Regions from separate parts of the Homo sapiens genome. Here all the other regions are linked to region 3. Evidence: chromatin loops called from intact Hi-C (ENCODE). Cell type or tissue: B cell. All regions are shown on one strand.

What was found. Hi-C counts contacts between places; a loop is a spot of excess contacts. Peaks named below come from ENCODE experiments on the same cell type or tissue, not always from the same donor. Only the 100,000 strongest peaks of a DNase experiment are listed, where the experiment ranks them.
Region 1: it touches region 3 in a loop (2.9-fold over the local background); 2 of 110 quality-filtered maps call a loop at or near these places.
Region 2: a loop joins it to region 3, with 2.1 times the contacts of the local background. A loop is called at or near these places in 2 of 110 quality-filtered maps.

What each region holds. Positions count from the first base shown.
Region 1 is chr1:83,504,012-83,506,511 of GRCh38, forward strand. No RefSeq gene overlaps it. Among named protein-coding and RNA genes, the nearest start is that of LINC01712, 59 kb to the left of the region's middle. In B cell, no CTCF peak of the experiment used is centred here; no DNase peak of the experiment used is centred here.
Region 2 is chr1:83,691,284-83,693,783 of GRCh38, forward strand. All of the region lies in intron 2 of LINC01725 (long intergenic non-protein coding RNA 1725), which reads right to left. Among named protein-coding and RNA genes, the nearest start is that of LINC01725, 170 kb to the right of the region's middle. RefSeq lists enhancers at 989-1,523, 1,524-2,059. In B cell, no CTCF peak of the experiment used is centred here; no DNase peak of the experiment used is centred here; H3K4me3 peaks cover 1,316 bases; H3K27ac peaks cover 1,018 bases.
Region 3 is chr1:83,760,176-83,762,675 of GRCh38, forward strand. All of the region lies in intron 1 of LINC01725 (long intergenic non-protein coding RNA 1725), which reads right to left. Among named protein-coding and RNA genes, the nearest start is that of LINC01725, 100 kb to the right of the region's middle. RefSeq lists an enhancer at 726-875. In B cell, no CTCF peak of the experiment used is centred here; a DNase peak (open chromatin) is centred at 1,096; H3K27ac peaks cover 591 bases.

The DNA of each region.
Region 1 (2,500 bases), 260 kb before region 3:
TAATTCATAGCTGAAAGAAAGAGACAAATAACAATTTTTGAAATCTATCACTAATCATAAGAAAGTACTACTCATCAGAAATACTCTTTTAAGAATAGCCACCATCTAACTCACGGCACCTTTGATTAATATTTGGGTGGACTGCCTGAAAGCCAACCTCACAGCTGGCATACCCTCCAAGACTCTATTTAATAACGTAGCTAGTGTTCGTTCAAAAGAAAATAAAAATCATTTCAGCTTTTCACAAGCTCTCTGCCACTGTGGTCATTTCACTTTTTGTTATCATAGCAATATTTCACACAAAACAAAACTCAGATGTTGTTGGATGTAAAATATGTTCAGTGGTTCTCTAAGTGTGGTCTAGCAACCCGAGGGTCCCAAGATGCTTTCAGTATGTCCATGAGGTCAAAACTATTTTCATAAAGACACTAAAACATTATTTGCATTTTCACCCTCATTCTCTAATAATAGGCTACATGATATATTCACAACTATCAGAGAACATATCTAGGTAGATAAAGATATTTATTAAAATACATATCTGTATGAGGCCTGAATTTCTTCATTTGTTTAACCAAAACAACAAATTGCAATAAATTAAATACAGAGGCATATATGAGAATCCGTTCTTTTCCTATTAAGCCAAACAGTAAAGACATTTGCAAAACTGTAAAAGAATACCACTGTGCTCACTTTTTCTGAAAACATATTTTTATTAAAATATGCTATTTAACATGTGATAGTTTATTATCTTAACAAAATAAAAGAGATATGTCTACATTTTAATTTTCAGTACAGTAAATGTCAATAGCTGTATCTCACAGAAAAATCTTCCGTTTTTTAATAATGTTGAAGAATATAATGAAGTTTTAAAACCAACAAGTTTAACAACCATTGACTTAGGAATTTTATAATTTTTAGATTGATTTTATATTATCTAGATAGTAAGTACTGTTATATGTCTGTTTCTCATTTTTTAAGCACAATTTTTAGAATTTTGTCTTTATTTAGCGGCTCCACGTTCTTACCTCCCAATCTTTCTTTAACTTAGTCAAATAGGGATTTTATTCCTCAAAATTCTCCCAAACTACTCTTACCAGGAAATCTATGACCTCCATTCTATCCATGTAGAGATCAATTCTCACTCCTAATCTTAATCACTCTACTAGTCAAGGATTGACCCCTCCTTCTTTATTTACTCATCCTCTAGTTCACCACAGCCTCGGGGTCTTTCTCCTGCCTCCTCCTCCTTCCAGAGCCATTTTATTTGCAGTACTGTCTCCCTTCTCTTTCTGACTGTGGTTTACTTTACATTGCTTCAGGGCTCAGTCTTTGGTCCACTTCTCTATTCTCTATCCTAGCTAAACCCAGGACCTCAACAACTATCTTCATTCAATAACTGTAAGTGTTTCTATTTCCAACCATTCTAAACTCTCAGCTCTACCACCTGCAAGACATTGTCATTTAAATATCTAAAAGGCATCTCAAATCTAAGATGCTTCCAAAAGAACTTTTTATTCTGCCCATCATCCAAATTTGCTCCCTCCTTTTCCCCACTTCATCAAATGACACCACAGCTTTCCCTAACGCTTAAGCCAAAAACCTAGATGTTACTGAGACATCTTCTCTTTCTGTTAGGCCCCACATTCGATTCATTAACAAGTTCTGTGGCCTCTACCTTAAGAATATATCCCAATCTAAAAATATCTTACCAACTCTATATTATTGTCATGCTCCAATCCACTTTTTTCTTTCCTGGACTACTCTAGTAGCCTCCTAACTCATTTCCTTCTCCTGCTTTTGCCATCTTACCATCTCAACTCCGTACCATATCCAGAGTAATCTACTCAAAATGTAAATCAAATACCATCAACCCATCTCCCAACTAAACCTGTAAGCTTGTTCTCCTGACAAGTGATTGGCCATTCCTGCATCCCTACCCTCATCTACAAATCTTCCCTCACTGAATCTGTTCTGTCTATGTTAGTCTAGTTGGTGTTCAGCAAGCATACCAATCTCACCCATCTTCAGGATTTTTATGCTTACTATCCTCTATGCCAATGCTCTGACCCTGGATCTTTGCATGGCTTGTTTTTCAAGATATTATATTAATATAATATTAATAGTTCATGTCTCAACTTATGTGCTATATCTTTGGGGAGTTCTCTATCTTCTCATCCTTCTTTATTTTCTTCACTATACTTATCACTATCTGAAAATGTATGTTTATTTATTTGTTTATTTACTGTTTATTCTGAGCCTTAAGAGGGCAGGGACTTTGGCTTCTTTGCTCTTTCCTTGGTCCAGGAACACAGCCAGAGTCTTAGTAGACATGTAATAAATGAGAATAATAATGATGATAGTCCTAATCCACATCTATTTCCTTCAGTAAGATAGATGCTGCTCACAATAAAACTGTTTTACTCATATTTTTATATGTAGCATTAAGTACTATACCTGAAATATAACATATACTAAATAAGTGATGAATGAAAGTAAT
Region 2 (2,500 bases), 69 kb before region 3:
TTTAAATAATTTAATTTTAAAATTAAATAATAAATAGCAGAAAAATTCTTTGAAGGATTTACCTGTACTCAGTGTCTAATTCCTCTCCTCCAATCATTAGTCAAGTTAGTTGGAGGAATGCGGCTGCCTTTTCATCAAGTTCCTGATAACATTCAGGTCTATGAAAGGGAAGGGGTGTGTAGGGGGATGAGAAGCCGGTGTGGGGAAGGCAGCAGGATACAGCTATTTATGAGCCTGGGCACACTTGGAAAACAGTCTCATGCATGACCTTACAGCCAACACTCTTATGGGGAGCACTTATGACACTCATCAGTGTCTCATTTATGACAGTACCACTGAGGAATATCAGTACGTTCAACTCTTTCATCAAACTCTTTCCATCAAACTGTTAAACTGAAGGTATGTTCAAACCTTTCATCAAACTGCAGAAGAAAAACCATATGTATGGAGAAATAAGTGACTAAATTCAACTAAAGTAAGTACAATGAAGACATAGACAACACCATCTATTAATGTATTCTGTCCATGGCACCTAGTATAAAAACATGTATTAGGTGATCAGTGCATATTGATTGGGTCATGAATATAAAATTCATTGTTTCCATTCAGAAATTGGAAAACATTCTCCATAAACGCGGATGAACAGTAGAAAGTCATCCAACATGATCCCATTCATGCATCTCTCATGCATATGCATCCTCACTAACTCTTTCTGCTGTCATTGCTAACCTGGGACCCCCACTCCCACCCCTCCTTCTCCAAGCCAGACGCACCTGCTACCCTGGGCACTCACTGCTGCTGCCATGTCTTGCTGTGTAATGCCATTGTCAACCTCCCTGCCTGGTGTGCGTGCCATTCTCCTTCACCGGAGGAAGGAATGTTTAATTATTTTTAATCAGTGGACATGGCATCTTGCTAGACAGCGACACTTGGGGGATCCAACACCATCTGCCTTCCACCAGGCGCCAGCTGCTCTGGTAGATGTCGGTAGAACACCTTAGGACATAGCCTTCTGCTGCCAGGTGCCTACAAGCGGCTGCCACTCGGCACCATCTCCAACATGAGCTGCCACTTGGGCTCATTCCCTGTCATGGTTTGCCTCTCATCCCTGCACTCTTTCAGGCAGGTTCTCCACAGCCCCAGCTCCCAGAACATTTCCCAAACAACCCAGTAGCCTGCCAGTAATCATAGGGTCCAAACATAAATGTTACCCTAACCCAAATGGCCACGGATCTTTCCATCACCATTAGTCAACCTAATGGATCTGCTGACTTCAGTCCCACAGAGAACGGCCACTGACTTCACAGCAGGCAGACCCATGGAGAGCAAGGGTCAGCCAGCTACTGAGCATTTAAAACAGTGGGGAAGGAAAAGGGGAGGGAAATGCCTCTCAGATAAATCACCGGAGCTGTCTGGGGTGAGCAGTGCCCGTGGTAAGTGAGCTCCTGCAAGTTCCTGTCACAGACCTGTCCCTTCCACCTCCTACCCTTAAGGCAGTTCCTGCAGCTCTCACAGCTGTGCCCACACTTTCACTCCTGCAAAGAACGTCTCATTGGCTTCAATTGCTTTAGCGGCTCAGCGTGGTCCCTGTCGGGAGCACTTGTCACCTCCTTCCCAAGCAGCCCGCTTGACACCCAACCTAATTCCTACTTGGTGAACCAAGCCCCCAAGGTTCCTTTCACCCCCACCCCTGCCCCCCATTTTGTGAAGAGCCAAATTCAGCAGCTCCAATCTCAGCTTTATTTTCATGCAAAGTGAAAGAGCTCAGCCACCCGGCACTGGCTGAAGGGTAGATAAAAGCCCCAGCTGTGCCTGCTCTGGGAGTCACTTTCACCTCCAGCAGGAAAGCAAACTGTTTTTGTGCCTGAGGGAAATTATGGAGCCTCACACTTTCATCCAGAGACGGACAAAGGGGAGGTCAGGTGCTGCATCTGCCAGAAATGGGGACGTGTGAAATGTGATTAACCCAAGGAGAAGCCACACAGAGCCCGGCTGGGGCCTCTCCTGTCCCTGTGTGTTTCCCAGTGTCAGAAGCAGGCAGAAGAGTAAACAAAAGCATTAAATAAATATTTTTCCGTTTAACCCATGTGTTAATACAGATTTTTACAACCTCGACAGCACTGACTGAATCAATAGTTGCAAGTATTAGCCTGAATAATGAAGGAAGTAGTGTACATCTGTTGATTTCTCTGCATTTGTGAAAAGAAGGGGGGTGGGGGGGTGAGGAGGGGAAGAGATTCCAGAATGAGCGTGTAATCACATTGTACCCTGCCTGTCCGCAGCACAGCTAAGCCTATCGGGCCCATCAGATGAACTCGCTAATGCTATTTCTCAGGCTAAATACAAACCGCTGGTGCCTGTAGAATTAAACTCATCAATAGCTAAGCTCTCCTGCATTTACAGGAAGACACAAATAAAATTCCTACTGATATGCCCATCAGAGTGGGAAGTTATCTGTCTCTTTCGAACAGACTTTCTGTAAGAGCTCTGTGTGGTAAAT
Region 3 (2,500 bases):
CTTAAACTTCAGCTGCCTGCTGAGGCTCTCGGTCCTTGAGAATAAATATACATTAGATGCAAGCAGGGTACATACAAACGCCAAGAAATAATACAAAGCAGGGTGAACAGCTTGCAGGAGGAACCTGCGGAAGACTCCAGTCTCTCTACAGCAGGGAGAGTCTCTGAGTGGGGAATCAGCTTCAAAGAGATGAGCTACGGAGACTAAGTCCTCTAATCACTAGCTTTACATGCACTGAGATTGACAAGCTGGTGGGCAGCCCCAAATGGCAGCCCTAGGCATGATAGAGAACTTAGCTTCTCCACAGCCCAGCTCGGCTGCCAGAACTGTGCTCCCTGCAACTCCCATGGCCAAATGGGTAGACGAACTGTTTGTCTTTTGTTTGGTGTAAAAACCCATAGAGAAATCCAGCTTGTATGCAAGCTCTGCAATGCTAGGGTTTTATCTGACCTCACTTTTATTGCTCAAATGCTCCAGACTCTCTTTCCCTTCCTCTTGCTCAGCGATTGACCCTTTTCCTTGAAATAAGCAAATAGCATGTATTAAAAATCATTTCAGGCTATGGGGTCCTGGAGCCAGGGATGAGGATCAGAGTGTGTGACATCACACTCTGATGTCAGAGTGTGTTGACACCAACATTCTCCTGCAGTATGCAGACACATAAGGATGCTGGTGGAATTTCAGAGATTGTCTCCTGGAGCTGCTGTGTCCCCTGTGCAGCAATCTGGAGGCTCCCTGGTGCCTGGGTTCACCTGGGGAGCTCTGCTACCACTGGCCCCTGGTTCTCCCCTCTAGAGGCTCATGAGATTCAGTTCTCAGGGTCCTTGGCTCTGGAAATTGCTGCTTCTGTCAGTTACTACAGCTTAGACTCAGTGTACGTTAGGGTGTGTTAGGACATGGCATGAATATTATTTGCTCCTGTTCTTATGAAAATGTGTATAACTGAAAGGAGTTACCTTTACCTGTGTGTTTGGAAGGTGCTTCACAAAACTGTTCTGCCCAGCTCCCTCCCTATAGATTCTGAGTTACACTTACCACTTCCCAATTCTAGAGACTTTCTCTTTTGCAGCTGCCTCATCTAGGGGAGTCCCCCAGGGGCCACACTGTTGCCTGACAAGCAAATGAAGCCAGGAGGAAGCAAGAAAGGCCGCCACAAAGCCATCCCCTCTCGCAACAAAGCCCTAAGCTCCTGCTTGCTCATTTGATTAAAACAAAGTCTCCAACTGCCTCCCACAGCACCCTCCCTTGGAGAGTTCATGCTCAGAGCCACCGAGTAATTTTTATTGTATAACAAACAGTTGCTTAAATAGGTTGTCTGCAAATGGTCATTATATCCGCCTCCCCCTCCACCTGCCACAAATCTCCCATGGTGGGGGGCAGGCCCTGGCAGCTGTCCCCCTGCCCACCCACCCCTCAGCAGCCCTCATAAATAAGCTCCAGTATCAGCAGGACCAAGAGAGACCTGCAGTGGTAGGAGGGGCTGGACAACCTGGAACTTTGAAGGAAGAATTCCAAATGCTCTGTGGCACACTTAGCACTTTGAGAGAAGGGAGGCTGTGGGAACAGAGTCAGATTTCTTCTGCAGGGAAATTACTCAAATAGGTTTTAAAATTTATAGTCCGTGTTGTGATAATAAATAAAAATAAAATATACTCCCCCCAACTCAGAGTTTCTTTGGCTGCAGAAGTCCTCTGGGGTTGGCTCCCTCTACTGCTATGCTGTTTAGACAGAAAACTGGAGAGTAGTTTTCCCTGAAGCTGCTCCAAGGCTCCGGCTTCTATTCCCAGTTGAATTTGCATTCCACCGGCTTGATTCCTCCTAAAAGGCACCTTCCTTCTCTGCAGACTAGCGCTGACCACCCTGACCCCCTCCACACCTCCTGTTCACTCCCACTATGATTCCTTCTTTCCTTTGGTTTCTGTCCTGCTTGGCCAGAGAAGCCCCTCCCAAATCACGAGCAGCTTCACTAAGCCATTGACAGCACACACTGATGTCTAATAACAAAGCATTGCTCAACGATCCTCACCCTATCTACCCTGTTGGTCCCAACTCCAGTGCCACTGCCCCCCATTCCGGCTCACATCTGTCTGCTGCATAACCCAGAGAGGTGACATGCAGAATTAAATTTAAACATTCAAAATCTAGGGTTCCAATTGTGGGTGCAGTTACATAATTACAACACTTACCATATAATAGAATAACATTGTTTAGGGTAAGATTTTGGAGTTGCACTAATGGATGCTTTTTTCTGTTTTCTGTAAACAGTCTTGATATATTGAAGAGGAGACATTGTCAGTAATCACAGTACTTCTCAATGCATCTCGTGAATTGTGTCCAAATGTAAGAAAAGCAGACTAGTTTTGAAATATCAACATCTGCCCTAATTTACTTGCTTCTGCATTATGGTTCTAATTGCACTCAATATAACCTATTGTTGTTGGATCCCCTCGGGGTCTTGGAAAAACTAGCAAAAACAACGTGGAATAGATTCCATGTGTGA